Linked DNA regions of Mus musculus: region 2 is linked to region 1. Evidence: chromatin loops called from intact Hi-C (ENCODE). Cell type or tissue: left cerebral cortex. All regions are shown on one strand.

Region 1 (8,000 bases):
AGAAAGCATTTTTTTCTTGTTTAAAAAAACGGTCATTGGTTTTAAATCCTCGCTTGACTTATAGTATTAGTTCTGTTGGCCTGCCAGTGTAACATATATGAGGGAGACACAGAGAAATAAACTGGCAAAGAACCTAGAAGTGACACAGTTAGGATTCACCCCGCAGGGTCAGGAATAGGGAGAATGGCACTGTCCTGTGTTTGGTATGCATAAGAATCCTTGCGTACTTTAAAGGCTTGTTCAGGGGAGTGGCAGCCTCCACCACAGAATAGCAAGCACCGATGTATGTGTACTAGTGTGTCTGTTTCCAGGTCCCCACTGTCTGCACTCGGCTTGGTTGGGTGACCCTGGCAGTTTACTAGGGCTACTAAGACTCTCAGGCCTGGCCAAATCCCCTGGAGCCGTTTCATTGTGTGCCTTGACCCTTATATCAGCCGTATCCTTCCTACCATTTTTTTTTTCCTCTTGCAGAAAGTGACTGTGACCCTCCAACCTAGACTGTCTACTAGCTTTGACAATGACCCCTGTCCTGCTATTGGTAAGCCCTAACTATTGCCAACAGAATGTTTGAGGGAAGGGAGGAGAAGAAAGGGATTGCCCAGGCTTGTCCCAACACGGGGCTGACAAAGGCAACCAGGACTGAGGGGGCCTCTAAGAATGGGGAGACAGAACCATGGAGATTTCTGTGGTCTAGGAGAAAGTCTGCCACTAAGGTTTTGCTTTGATGGCCTTCCTAGAGCCGGTCAGATAGATTCCAGGTCTAGATTGCCAGTGGGAGTTTGGGGCAGCCAGGCAGGTTGCTACCGCTGCTCAGGCTAAAACAGAAAAACCATCCTGCAGTCACGTCACTGACCAGAGCCCAGCTCTCCATTAGGTTAGCCTGCTTGGATTGAGAGACAGCTCAAGCTGCAATTCTGCCAGGCTCTACTGCATTTAAGATCCAGCCTTTGTGACCAGGTCCCTCTCCATCGATCTTGCCTCCCACAGCGCTGCCACAGGCTTATCATGGCCCACCTTCATCTTGAATACCCCAAGCTGGTCACCACCTCTGGGATCTGAGCTTACCATCTTCACTACTCAGAAAGATCTTGCCCTAAATCTTCACAGATCAACTTCATGACCCCTATCACCTACCTGTTCTAGGAGACCCAGCCCTCGACACGTTAGCCTCTCCTTCCCTTGGTTTATTTCACTTATCACGGGGTGGGTGGAGTTTTTGACATCATTCACCAAGCGAAGTGCAGCTACAGAGGCAGTGTTCAATGACTGAGCAGTTAGTAACACAGGCAGCTTATGCACGGAACAGGAGCCATTTTGAACTGTGCAGCCTGCTTGCTAAGTCTTGGTTTGCTATACTGCCTGCTTCATGTCTGCTGTTCACTCTTTTAGAAATCAGTTTTGCCCTCCAGAAATGAGAAAGACAAGGTCAGAGAGGAGAAACTGGCAGGGCCCTGAAAGCTTTTCAATGGGAGATGCTGAAAGTGAACTCAAGTGAAGTTTTCACTCTTTGGAGCCATTTTTTGCTTCCCGCACCCATTAATGAGTACCTAATAACATTTGATTCGCGTTAAAGGGACTCGAAAGCTCTAATCACAGGGTGTGCTTCCTTTCCAGAAGGCGGGTGTTAGTGCTGTTAATCAAAAGCCTTTGAATCGAGGTCAGATGATTTCGAGCAGATTACTTCCCCCGCACAACATGTTTTTGTCTCATAGCAACAAATCGTATCATTAAAATCGCTAAGCACGTGGGCTGTTTGATGAGCCGTAACTCATTTCTGAAATAGCCACCTGTGATAAGAAGTTACACCAGTGCGTATGAGCAGACGAAATGGCCCACCTTGTTGCTTCTTAGGGTATCAACAATATAATCCTCCATGCCATCCTCTTGTTTAAAACACAAAGTGACTATCAGAGGGTCATCCGAAATGAACCCGTTCCTTCTATGTGTGGAACTCGGGCCGTTTTGCCTGGACATTTGGCTAGTTGTTAAATTAGAAAGTCTGTTTATTAGGTAAATAACCATCTCTTCATTGCTTGAGTTTTATGTTGTTTTTTTGTTTGTCTGTTCTATGTTTTCATTCCCTGGGTCTATGTGCACAAGTGTATACCCCTCTGCATGCTTGCAGGTCAGAAGACAACTCGTGAGGATTGGTCCTCTCTGCCCTGTGGGTCCCAGGAGTGCATCAGGGATCAGGCTTACTGACAGGCATCCTTACCCACTGAGCCAGACTGCCTGGCCTCACTGCTCAAACTGTAATCCTTCTGTTCCACTAGCGTGGCCAGGCCTTTCTGGCTCCGTGCTGTGCTGAGTGCTGGTCTAGGTGTGCTGAGGACTGGAGAGTCGGAGCTTCTGTTTCCCAGAGAGAGTGGTTTCCCTCAGAATGGGATACAGATTCCTTCCCATGCTTTGCATCCTTCCTGCTCTGGGCTATCACTCTCTCTGCCCTCGTGGCCTCTGTTCTTGGCGCCATAGCAACATCAGTCTCTTTGCTTCTTTGACCTTCTCGTTCCTTAGCTTTCAGCTCAACTGTCTGTCAAATGAGACCTGCTCTGCCTGCCTGCCTATTAATAGCCTTTCCAACCCCTGGCATTTTCTTTATAGCATATATGCTTTCTCGTGTTATATGCATATTTTTATTTATTTTCTGTCTCCTCTGCTTGTGTGCTGTATTTGACATTGTGTAGTGCCCAGTACACAGCACGGCATGTTTTACTAAATAAATTGATAAATGAATGGGCATGTTTTATTTACAAGTTCATTTTCCTTCCTTCTTTCTTTCCCTGCTACACAATTAAAGATGGCTTTCAAAGACTTGATGTCACCAAGACTCTACCAATGATTACAGAGAGGTTTCTCCTTTCCCCAGAAGGTAGAGCCTTCTTTTCATTCATTCAACAAATATTTATAGAACCTCTACTCCCAGGCACATAGTGAGCAAAGATAAAAATGAGACAGTTCCCTTATGCAGTGCAAGATAAACAGAGACAGAGAGAAATCTGTGTGTCTGTAGGTGTCTGTTTTTCAACACAAACCCACACTAGTCAGTGTGTGAGAAGGCGAGGCATATAAATCAGGAGCCACCTACTTGAGAATTGCTACTCAAAAATAGCTTCCCACCGGCTTGTCTCCTGAGCCTAAAATTCCATCAGGAGAGTTTTCTCTGTAGGAGATGGAAGGTGGGTGATGTGACAGACAAATGACTTGCTAGCGAGTAACTCCTCCGCTCCGAGGCGGTGGGTGCTGAGCACAACATGAGAACAGCCGATGGAAATCTTGTACCGTGCTAAATGAGCGCCCAGCACCGCCTGTTGTTTGTCAGTCTCGTGAGCCGCTTGGCTCCAGTACAGACAGTCTTCATGTCACTGGGCTCTGACCACTTGGAATTGTAAACCAAGCCCTAAATGAGGTTTTCTGTGTATCAGGAAAAACCGTCAGCATTTTTCTTCCTTATTAAGATGGTAGTAAAAGAGCTTATGAGGGAGGAAATAAAAATCTGATTTTCAAGTTGTCAAAAAACATCACGATGAAATGTGATCAGTTTAGCCAGAAAGCAAAATGGCCAACATAAACTGTTAGATGAACTCCCACAGCTGGAAGCAGCTGTGGCTCCAGCAAGGCAACGCCTTCCTCTGTCGTTTCTTCCATCTGGTGTAGTGTTCCCTGCTTTAATTGTAAATGCATTTTAGCATACAGTCACACGGACTATCTCTGTGTGTGTGCGTGTGTGTGCATGTGTGTGTGCGTACATGTGTGTGAGGTGTGTGTATATGTATGTGTGCCTGTGTCCATGGGAGCATGTACCTATCATGTTATCATATTCTGCCACCTTAATAAAGGAAGCAAAAGTTGTATATAACATAAGGGCTCAGACTTCATCTGTTGACCTTCAGTTGAAAGGTTCTCAGACAACAGAGAACGACTTCTCCTGGAGCTTTAGTGAGGAAAACATTTCTTGTTTTCATCTACTTTGGATTTTTTTTTTAACATGAAAAGGATGACCAGTAACGTTACTTTTGCTTTAACTTGCAAAGCGTGAAGAAACACCATTTACATGGTGATCATTATTTATTTATATACTCATTAACAGGCAAGGAAGCACTGCTCTTCCAAAGCCGAGCAGAAGAACCACGTGGCCCTGGTTCCACTGCACAGCCTCTGTCAGGTGAAGAGCTCTTCTGAAGTGCTTTTGTTGGCAATTAAGTGCAGTTATAGTTCTGACATGAAACTAAGCATTTGTATACCTGTCCTGAATGTCTAAAATCCGTGCCAGCAAAGAGGGATCTGCAAGTGAAGGCTTCCTCCACAGGGCTGGGCTGCGGGATCCATTTCCAAATAGCAGCAAAGCTAAGAACTGCTCGCGCTGGGGCTTGCTGTCAGCCAGCCTCTTTGCTAGAGCCTTTAGTGCATTATCTCATTTAGTCCTCACAGCAACCTCCTGGGAGGAGTCCTTGATGCCCTGCTGGGCACTTCATTAATATTCCAGGGCCACAGTACCTAGCACAAACCCCCACAAGCACTGGGCCACCCTGATCCCTCTGATTAGGACTCTCAGGAGCAAGGGTCAAGGGTACGCAGTGTGAGCTAAGGCAAGCTCAGGTTTTAGACATGTTTGTTCCTTTCCACTTTTATTTATATTTTAATCATAGAAATAATGTTATAAAAAATTAACGCATGTCTATTAATATTACAAGGAAAAGTAAGTTCTTCCTTGATCCTTCTTAATTCCCGGCTTCCTCTCATGTTAGTACAATCCTTCAGGACTTTTAAAGGTGTATATTAACACAGGTAATTTCCTTTCTAGTAAACACATAAGGGATCAACACTGTATCTTGTCCCCACCCCCTTAATCCTTTTTATGTCAGAACGTATACACTGTGTTTATGCCACACAATACGGAGCCAGTAGACCACTGTATAAATAAGCCATGGCATGCAGGTGCTCTTCAGCCTGTGTTGAGCTATGACTCCATGCATTCATTACAAATGGAAAATGTCAAGTCAACCCCACAGCACTGTTACCTTCGGAGCTGACCACCCTGTAATGGATGGGCTGTTTATCAGAGACCTAAAGCTGAGCAGGCACTGTGGCTCTCTTCAGCCTCTGTCCAGTCCATCATTCCACACCATCCTCAAGTTAACTCTCAGATCAGAGATCATCGCTACTGCTCCTGCCCAGTATTAATTGGCAGTAGCTTGCTTATTTTCATACAGTGTTTTAAAAATATTATTTATTTGTGCATATCATACAGAGAGAGAGAGAGAGAGAGAGAGCATCAGATCCTTTGGAGCTAGAGTTACTTGGTTGGGTACTGGGATCCAATCTCTGATATTCCTGATTGAGCAGAAATTATTCTTAATCTCTGAGCCATCTCTCCAGCCAGCACAAAGTAGTTTTTTGTTTTTGTTTTTTAATAAATAACATGTGAGCCAGTATGTGGGTTTGTGGACTTTGAGGGCAGGTGCCCCAAGAAGCCAGAGGCATCAGATCTCCCTGGAGCTAGAGATGTAGGCAGCTAGGAGCTGCCTGACATGGGTAGTGGGAATTGAACACAGGTTAACTGGAAGGGCAGAGTACTCTCGTGAGCTCCTGAGCCATCTCTCCTGCCCTCCTGTCCTCCTGCCCTCCTGCCCTCCTGCCCCCAGTGTTTTAATAACATGCTGTTTGTATATATTTTTGCTTCTTTGATGTTTCTATTGGATACATTACTAAAAGTAAGGCTGCTGGCCAAAGGGTATGAATCCCCTTTTGATGAATAGTGAAACTGCCTTCCAGAAGTGCATCCAATTCTGCTCTTACCAAGAGTATATACAAAAGTATTCATTATCTTATACCCTAAGTATGTGCAAGGTTTTATTTTTGCATCCATCATTACATAAAATGTGTCATTGATTTTTTTTTTTGCATTTCTTTTTTAATCTGTGTGTGTGTGTGTGTGTGTGTGTGTTTGGGTGCCACAGTGCACATTGTAGAAGCCAGAGGACAATTTGCACAATGGCTATCCTTCCATTATGTGGTGCATCTGTCTCGGCAGCAAGTGCCCTTAGTCACTGAGCCATCTCACTAGCCCAAGTGAGCATTTTAAAACAATGCTGGAAGTACACTTAAAAGCACTGCAACCTATTTTATATTACGTATATATGCAAAGGATTTTTTAAAAAGCCCACTGGAAGTAAATATATCAAAAATCCCACAATAGGGACTTCTCATTGGGTAAAGGAAATAGCCCCTTTTCACCGTCTGGGCATATTTCATTTGGAGGAAACTACCCACACATTGCTGTTCTGACCAGAAAAAGTATCATTAGGTAAGGAGAAGTAGAATTTCAGAAGCCTTTTAAACTAACCTGGAAATGTTGAGAACTAAACCCAACATCTGCCTTACCAAAGTTTAGTTCCCAGCGTTTCATAGGTAAGAAATCCAGCACACCTGTGCTGTGACTGGCACTCAGCAGGCACCCGGCCCCGCCCACGTCCTCTGCCATCTGTGACAGGGAAAGGAGAGGAAAAGGAAGAACCCAGGAAGAAGCGCCAAGAACTAGGAAAAAACGAATTTTCTAGAACTCACTAGGATCTTCTCTCTGTCTAGAGGCATGTCTCAATGTGCTCCAATTGGGGATCCACTTTGTCCTAACTTTCCTAGAGATTCGAGTGAGGCAGGCCTTGGCTAACAAAATGCACTGTTAAGGTCCCTTTGCAAACCAACTGCTCATGCAAACGCCTGCACCAGAGAACACTCCCCGACAGCTAGTCTCTGGACGTTGGCAGTGTTGTGAGGTCTCGTTTCCTCAGTCCTAGTCCAGAACGTCCAGAAGCGGTAAGGATAACTTACGTGGCACCTGGTGGTGGTAGGGCCCTCCGGGGCAGTAGTACTGACAGTTCCATGGGGCCTGTGGGGAAGGATGGGGCGGCAGCAGCTGGGCGTTCATTGGATACCTCTCAAGTTCAAACTGAGGTGGCAATTCCCTGGACCTCAGAGGCCCAGGGAGGTCCTGCAGGTAACACGAGGAGGTGAGGGGCAATGGCCTCTCCAACTGCCTGATGCCCAGGACATCTTGGGGCTGGGAATCATAGCCAGTGTCTATCGTGGGCACATCTGGGGCTGCCCTGTGCCTGTGGGGCCCAGGCCGGGGCCGGGGCCGGGGCATCATCTCTTGGCCACCACTGAAGGAGTCTGCCAAAGCATTAGGTAAACTTGGGTCTGATTTGTCTGATTCATGGCCAGTGTCAGGAGAAGCTGCTGAAAGCTGAGATCCCAGCCATCTATTGCGTTTTTCCGTAAGTGTGAACCGATGCTCTGGAGGGAGGGCTCCGAGCTCAGACTCAGGCTCGCTGGCTCCAGAGGAACATGAGGAAATATCTTTGCCAAGTTCAGGGTGCCTTCTAAAGAAACTGGCTTCACCTTCCTCCAGGACTTTAGCTCGCAGGCAGGTGACCTGTTGTGACACAGGCTGGTGGTTTGCCAGTTTCAGGGGAGGGCACTGGAGCACAGACAAGCTGCTGGGTGCCATGTTCCTTGTATTGGGGGCAGGTGGTTCCAATTCCTCTTCTGGAGAGTATTCTGGGATCGGTTTCAGCAATTGACTCGGGAATGGTTCTGATTCATCAACCTCCACGGGAATGCTTCGGTTCATTCTAGTTTCTGAAACAAGAGAAAACATGCCAGTCTCAGAAGATAGATCAGTGCTTGGAGTTCCCATTTTATGACCTTAAAGGACCTGGTTCAGGATGTGGTTTAAATTAACAGTAGTGTGACAGCATTGTGCTCGCAGGGCCCCAGTCACATAAAGTTGTTTACTTAGCCTGCAGGCAAAGGCTCTCTGCTTATTAAGATATTTTATCTGGAAGGCAGTTGAAGAAACATGACCAGAAGTTGGTCTGTGGTAGGAATTGCTTACCAGCAAGGGGAAAACATGGGTGAAAGTCCACTGCCACATACTGAGGAGCTGAAGTGGGCTTCACACTGATTGGCATGAAGTGGGCTGCTTGTGTGCTTGGAGTGCG
Region 2 (8,000 bases), 88 kb after region 1:
AGCGCAGACCTTCAAGGTTGGCGTATTCTATACTTACACTGTCCCAGTACTTTGGCTAAAGCTGTTAAACCACAACTGCTCAGCAGCAGCAGCGACAACAACAAAACAACAAAGGCCCACTTGAGCAGTGACTTACTCAATCCCCAATGGCCAAATATGTTGTCTTCTTTGACCAAGATTTAAAAAAAACAAAACAAAACAAAACAAAAAACCCAAAAAAACAAAAAACAAAAAAAAACCCCAAAACAACAACAACAAAAAAAAAACTGACTACAAAGAAAATACTAGCGATATAATAATGTAAGAGATGATGGCTTTTCTCAGCCTACCCAGCCTAGTGCTCTCTGCTTTAAGTGAAGACGCGATGTCCGGTTAGAGTCACATCAGGATGGGCCACTCCAAGCCCAAGTCACAGTCCAGTTAAAGGAATGGCTGCATGCCCAATGGTCAGCCAGGAAACCTGTCCTCTACTTCTGCCTCAGACAGAAACGGGTCTTGACTTAGTAGCTTCCTGTAGCGGACTCTCCTTCATACGTTAAGATGGTGACAATGTTTGAAATGCTCACAGGGACACTCCAGATACCTTTTGTCCCAAGGCTGCTTTCTGAATGATGTAAAAGGAAGAGCTAGGAAAAAGGACCACCTCTCTGTAGTGACAGTGGCAGCAAGCCCGACGGTGGGCTGGGCTAGAATGTTCTTCCAAAGGGCAAGAATGGTCATGTAGAAATCAGGCTCTGCAGATACGAGTGGAGCTGGTAAAGACGGAATTTAATGACGTTAAAATAAATGAAGAAAAGGAGTTTTGGAGTGAGGCAAACCTGGGCTTGCAGACTGGGTTTGCCAGACCCTTAAAAGCCCAATTGTCAGCCGGGCAGTGGTGGCGCATGCCTTTAATCCCAGCACTTGGGAGGCAGAGGCAGGCGGGTTTCTGAGTTCCAGGCCAGCCTGATCTACAAAGTGAGTTCCAGGACAGCCAGGGCTACACAGAGAAACCCTGTCTTGAAAAACCAAAAAAAAAAAAAAAAAAAAAAGCCCCAGTGTTAGTTTCCTGTCTGTAACTTGGGATGGCAGGAGGTACACAGGTCTCAGCAGAGTGTCTGATGCCCAGTAAGTAACAAGCTGAGAGCTGAGAAAATGCTTTGATGGAGTTGCACTGACAAAGGCCCTCAGCATCACTGCCCTTCGAAACTTCCAAAAGCTGGAAAGAGGATGCAGAGAATCCCCACACTCATCCATCAGCCACCGAGAATTCCAAGTGTCCTCCGCCGAGTCCCTGAGCACAGCGTGGGGCACTCCAGGGTCGCCAGGAGGAGGGAGCCACTGAGTCCCTGAGCACAGCGTGGGGCACTCCAGGGTCGCCAGGAGGAGGGAGCCGCCGAGTCCCTGAGCACAGCGTGGGGCACTCCAGGGTCGCCAGGAGGAGGGAGCCTCCTGTAGGAATGTTCTAAAGCTGGAGGAATGCAGCTACTGGGCTGAACCTACAGAGCTACAAAGTGGTTTGTCTCGAAGATGATGGCTCGGGCCATGGAGGAGATGAGGGAGATGGGGGACAGAGAAGGGACCAGTGTGACTCATGACTTCCCCAGACACAGAACGGATCACAGCTGGGGTCAATACAAGCCTGTTGGGGCCATCACACACCACAAGCTCAGTCCAGCCTGGGACTGTCGGTGACAGTTCCACTGCACTGTCTCAGAGATTATCTCCTCCAGCTAAAGAAGCAGGGCATCGGAGGAAGCGATCCAAAGAACCAGGGCAGCAGAGGAAGCCATCCAATGCACTGGCTTCAACAATAGAGCCTAGGTTTCTAAACCAAAGAGCCACCCCCAAAGCCTCTTTAACTCCAAAGCCACAGACTGTGCGAATTATCCTATACAATGCTGAACAGTATGTAGTACTTTGACTGTACAGTCACCCTAGAGAAGAACAGCAGCCATGACTATGGCAGTAACAGTAAGCTGACTGGATGGTGGAGACAGCAAGAAGTCTAGGACAGGATATCCTGTGTTAGGAGCTGAAGCAAAGCTGACCCAACCTGGAATTTGGTGGTGATTCAAGTACAATAATAATTTCAAACCCGGTCAAATTTGGCAGAGGAAAACTCCTAATTCTCATAATAGGCCAAGGATGACGTTCAAATTTCCCAAATGCTTCTGAAATCATAAACTGAGTGTTTCCAGTTACCCCTGGTAACATATTCTGCTGAAATTTCCACTCTAAGTTCATAGAGTTTAGCGTCATGTTTTGAGAATAAATATAAAGGAAAATCCAGCTGCACGAAAGGATGATTGATATTCCATTTGAAATTTTTAGCTTACGGGGCTGGGGATGGGGCGTGGAGGAAGGAGTCTGACAGAGAAGGTGACAAGGATTAAGACAGTGCTGTCTCATCAGGGACTCTGAGAGGGGAGAGATGAGTGAAACCTGAGTGCCAGGAGACAGGAGTTGGGCCTGAACATAATGTAAAACTCTGGGCTGATTAACTAGGCGCAGATCCAAGGTCTGTTTGGGATAAATCCATGGAAGAAACGTTCAAGCTGAAAGCGTGAGCAAGCTCCCCGGGGGCTGAACAGTGAGCATGGATAGAGAGGGTTCTTGGCAGGCCCATTACTCGGTTAAGAATGTAGCAGAACACAGACAGAGTGAGCCACCCACCAGAGGGACCTGGGCGACGCCAGGCCACACTGTGCTAGGCAGTGTGGACAGTGGGGATACTGAGTGGGACAGGCTCATCATACTGGGGCTTGGCTCTGAGTCTAGAAAAAACGTCCCAAGAGGAGGGGACGTACAGAAGACAAGCATGACCACAGGTTGGTTTAAACTGTCTTCTGCTTTCCAATCTGGCAAAGTGCCTATGTTTCTGGGACCCTGTGGAGAGCAGTGTGTTGGGCCCAGGTACCTTCCTTTGGTTAGGAGAAAGGCTCGTAGCTGCAGGCAGTGTGCATGTGCTCTGCCTGTCCCTCACTCTCCAGCTGATGCAAATGCAGGCTCCTTCTGCCAGCCAGCAGAGTACGACAAGGAAGCCAGAAGACGTTTCTGATGTTTGATGGCAGTCTGCAGTTCCTATTTAAACACTTTAAAATCACAGAGGGTGACCATCTGCTTCCTTAGTGACGATTACCAAGAAACGTGGGCTGTACAAAGTGAGGGCTTGCTCCTGACCATTCATAAACAACTGCCAGGCAGCTCTGCCCAAAACAGCACAGAGGAGAGGACGATGCCCCTGTGAGCACAAAGCAGGACTACTGGTGGGCTGGGCAGACAGAGGAAGGTGCTCAGAGTCGGCTCAGGGACCTGTGCTGGCACCAGGCCCTGTCTGCATTCCCTAGGCCACCTCACAGAGCTGTCCAAGGATGGAAGTGGTAGAAATCAGTTTCCTGCCACCCTGCAAGCATTTTTAATCTTAAAAGGGACTAGGGAGAAATGAGTGATTTAAAAGCCCCCTTCGTTTATTTCATCTGGCTGTCAGCACAGCCTTGCTAGGAGGGGATGATGCTCCCAACAGTTCATCTCCATTTCCCAGCATCTGCCCTGCTCCCCTGACTACTAATCTAGGCGGAAGCTACAGCAGATGAACAAAGCTGTCCCTCCCAGAGACACCAGTGGTAGGAAGCCTAGAGACAGAGGCAGCGGAATACAAATGAAGCCGACTTCTGCCCAGGGACAGAGGTGCACCAAACTCTGGCCCTGGACAGTTCAGGGAGGCAGCTTGGCTCAGTTCTGCACGTGGGGCTCAGCACATGGCTTCTGGCAGCTCTGGGGATGATAAACTCCCCGTGTGGGCCTGTGGGGTGGTGTGGCCTGGTCACTTCACTACAGCCTTTTAAAAGCTCTGCCTGGGGAATAAGAGACGGGAAGAGGTTTGCTTTTCTTAAAAGATGGGTTCAGTTCTTTAGCAAGGAAAGAATTAAATTAAATTCAACAATTAACAGGATTCCACCTCCCCCCTTCTCTGCTGACATTTGCTGTTCAGGTCACAGCACACAGTGTGGGAATGGCGATGCTGTTGTTGACAGAGAACAAGAAATTCATACGCTGAGGGGAGCAGAGGGAGGGCACCTCGTGGTGAGATCAGCCTTGATCTGCCACTGGATTACAGGGCCTCTGAAGCAGCTGATTAATAATTCTGCAGGAGTCCTTGAGCTGGAACAGCGGCGGGCGGCCTGAGTCTAATAATCCCCAGTCATCAGAACAAAGGAAAGACAGGAACTGCATTCACAGCTCTGCATTGTGAAACTGGAAAGCTAAAAGAATCAGGGACCCAGTCCTTCCTGACCGTGTTTGTCAACCTAGCTGCCTGCTCCTTTGTGCTAAATGGCTACTGTGCTTTTTGAATCCAAAATCTGATTACATTTAATTAGCACCGGCATCTGGGATTTCTAATACACAAAGAGTTATTAAAGTAACAAATCTTTCTAAAATATGTTCTCCAAGAAAGAACGTGTTAATTTATGCAGTAACAATTTTTAACGTGAACGAATGAACATGGAAACTGTAACAATTATGAATTCTTTGTAGTCTAATTTATAAGTGAATTTTACTCTAGACAATAATCTATTCAATTTAAATGCTCAATACTGGGAGTATTTGAACAGACACATTTTTCTTGTTCTACTTAATATATAAACCAGTAACAAAGTTACCCAGAGTTCTGAGTGTTCTCCTTTTGTCCAAATAGTCCACAGACTCAAAGATTACATCGTTTTGACATGTGTTTCCTATATGCTCGTTTGGTTGCTGCCTTGGAACAAATCAACCAACCCACCAAACCCACAGAGAAACTCCATGTTCCTGCTCTTCATGATTCAAATGGGGACAAGGCCTGGCAGGAGGCAGTGGGAAGGCCCTGTACAGCATGGCTCGTGGGTACTATCTGTGGGCGTGTATGCAGAGGACGGCTGTATGTGTCTATAGGGTCAACTTATCACTGCTTTTGTTAATGCCACTGCCAACTGCACTAAGTCCTCTGTGGTGAGTGCTTCCTGTCTGTTCTCAGACCGTGTGACAATTTTGTTTGCAGAAGAAGGCAGGTTCAAAGCAACTTATCCCAGGTGCCCGAGCAGATCTGCAGAGATTCCAGGACTCATACTAAGATAATGCCACGACTTCTCCGGCCAGGCTCAGAGTCAGCCCAGGCCTGGCCATCTTTTTGAACAGAGTGAGGAATACAGAGAAAGGAGGTAGGAGGTCTGGGAGGAGAAAGTCCTGTGAGGGAGAACAGAAGCAAAGGACACCAAACAGCTCTGCCCTTTCTAAGCCACAGCCACCAGAGAGGGGGTCCCAGATGACTATGCTGAGGCCCAGAGAGGCTGCAACCCAAGGGAAGGCAGAGCTAGGCTAGCATCTGAGCACAGGTCTATCTAGCTGGGAAGCTAGCTCCTGAACTTCCCCCAGAGACCAGCTCACAGTGTGCAGCAAACACCGACATAAGCAACAACCTTCTCTAAGGGTTCTTGCAGGATTACAGAATTCTAGCACTCCATTTCTGGGAAGCCTGTACATACTGCACAGAGAGCAGAAAAGTGTGTCTGCAGAGAGCGAGGAGAAGGGCAGTGATAAGAGCTATGTCCACTGCTGTACACAGACAGTGCCAATAAATGTTCCGTGCTCATGAGGGCTGTATTCAGTCTTTAGGCCCCCATCCCCACAGAGGAACAGCGAGACCTGTGTTAGTGATATCCAGGAGAATTGCTACCAGGATTCATGTGAGAACTTATGTACATATGTGATGTCAGACACAATAATGATATATAATAAATATAAATAAAAACCATGTGCATGCAGCTCGGGGCTGTGGATAGTTCTTTTCTTTCTTTTTTGGGGGTGGGGGTGAGGGTGGGGGTGGGAGTGGGCAGTCTCTCTATGTAGCCCTGGTTGCCCTGGAACTCAGACCAGGCTGGCCTCAAACTCAATAGATCTGCCTGCCTTTGACTTCCTAGTGCTGAGATTAAAGGTGTGTACCACCATACCCACCCAGCCATGAATGGTTCTTAACAGGAGGAAAGAATGAAGGCCTGCCCAAGACAATGGAGGGGCAGGGTTAGTTGACTCTCCCTTCGTTGAGTTCAGAACAGAGGGTCTGTGGGACATGTAGATAGAACCAGAAAAATAGACTGGTCTGGGCTATAAATAATGATATGTGTGTGCTCTTGTACACATGCACATTCATATGCACACATTCCACACACATCCACTCACCTATCTATCATCTATCAATCAGTCAATCAATCAATCATCCACCTATCTGGCTGTGTATTATGGCTTTATAAGTACCTTTCCTCTATTGATTACTAACATTTTTTTCTCTTTAAATGATTTTTAATACCATAAAACCCTCTCTATGGAAAACATGTCAATCACAAAAAATTGAAGTTTTAAAATAATTCTTCATATTTTACCACCCTCAAATTTTTATAGATTGCTTACTCAATCATATAGTATCCATGTGAGGCAGGCCCTGTTACTATCTATTTTACAGAGGATAAACATGATGCTCCAAAGAGGTAGCTGATTTGCTTGAGGCCACCCTGTGTGTCAGTGACAGAAGTGGTTTAAACCTGGGGGTTCTGATTTCCAAACCAGGCAAGTCACCTAGCTGCAGTTGCCTTTTAAATCGGTGTTCTTGGGACAGCACCTGCTGCTGACAAGCCAGTACCAGCCCTTCTGACAGGGTGAGTACCCGGGAGATAGGGGTGTGTCTCCCGCCCGGCAGCTTCATCTGTACCAGCCCAAGTAGAGTTTGCCCTACTGCTCCTCCGTACAGTGATGGGGCACATGGTACCTCTGCTCAGTGAAATATCAGTCTGCTGTGAGAAGCCAAGGCCTGTTACAGGAAGCAAGAAGCAGATCAAAGAGTACGTCACGGCTAGGCGAGGCTATTCCTGAGAGTGGTGGCTTACTAAGGAAGGGATCTGTGAAGTCACACTCATGAACTTCCTTACAGGCAGAGGGAATCTGAAGCAACAGAAAACAGCCCTCTCTGGGGCCGATTGTGGACTAGAGTGGAATGAAATGGTCTTTATAGGTCTGTCTTTCTCTGTGAGGTGCTTTCAAAACTATGTAAACACATACCCAGTTGCATACCAGATTTGTCTACTTTACTGGATGAATGTAAATTTTAAAAAAGAAAATAGAAAAAAAAAAGAGAAGAGAAGAGAAGAGAAGAGAAGAGAAGAGAAGAGAAGAGAAGAGAAATCAAGTGTCCACAAGAGCAAGTCATTGCTAAACATGGCCAGGTCTAGCTGAGCTGAGTGTGCCAGGTTCAAATCAGCATTAGCCAGCTCTCAGCTGCTTGAGGAATGAGGAAAAAGACCAAGTCTGTGGAGAGTTCTCCCACCCATTTTCATTTTCCATGAGAAGGAACGGATGGCCAGGGGCTGTGACAGAGGAGCAAACAACTGATGCTGAGGAGAGGGTGTGGCTCAAGAGCACAGCCTCACCTCGAAGCCCTGGGCCCAGCTGGGGGCTCCAGTAACTTCTGGAAGGATCGTGGGACTGGGGGTAGAGAGGTGGCTGTCAGTAGAGTTCTAGGAGAGGCGTAGGTGACAGAGTGGGAAGGATGAGGGTCAGAGGACCCTGCTGTGGCAGTGGATCAGCTGCGATGCTGCAGCAGCTTCTCTGGGCTTAGATGCACCGGCACAGACACCTCAAATACAACAAATCCCAACTCATACTCATTCTCTCTCGCTGAGATGTTAAGATGGCCCCGACGTTCTCCCTTCTCTGCTGCTGACAGTGCCACTCTAACCATAGCCTACACCTGCCTCCTGGAAAGGGCCTTTAGCTTCTTTTTTAACCCTGAATGGTAATTGGCTCTTTCCAGTACAACTGCAACCTACCCATTTGTTTATTCTCTAGCAGCCTGGTCCTCTGTATAGTAAAAACAGAACAGCAGCAAGCGACACTGTCCAGTTCCTACTCGCTGGGGCTAGGTTAGACACACAAGTGCTTTCCAGTAGCTGCAAACACGCACAGACAGGGAAGATGCATTTGCAGTTAAA

Evidence for each region. Peaks named below come from ENCODE experiments on the same cell type or tissue, not always from the same donor. Only the 100,000 strongest peaks of a DNase experiment are listed, where the experiment ranks them.
Region 2: a loop joins it to region 1, with 10 times the contacts of the local background. A loop is called at or near these places in 6 of 42 quality-filtered maps.

What each region holds. Positions count from the first base shown.
Region 1 is chr10:39,625,488-39,633,487 of GRCm38, reverse strand. Traf3ip2 (TRAF3 interacting protein 2) reads right to left here. Exons shown (of 9, transcript NM_134000.3): 2 at 6,829-7,638. The coding sequence starts at 7,630. All of the region lies in intron 2 of E130307A14Rik (RIKEN cDNA E130307A14 gene), which reads left to right. Among named protein-coding and RNA genes, the nearest start is that of Gm16364, 16 kb to the right of the region's middle. In left cerebral cortex, no CTCF peak of the experiment used is centred here; DNase peaks (open chromatin) are centred at 1,656, 3,122, 4,263 and 7,531.
Region 2 is chr10:39,537,325-39,545,324 of GRCm38, reverse strand. All of the region lies in intron 12 of Fyn (Fyn proto-oncogene), which reads right to left. Among named protein-coding and RNA genes, the nearest start is that of Gm40627, 49 kb to the left of the region's middle. In left cerebral cortex, no CTCF peak of the experiment used is centred here; DNase peaks (open chromatin) are centred at 2,510, 3,062, 3,577 and 4,141; H3K27ac peaks cover 2,424 bases.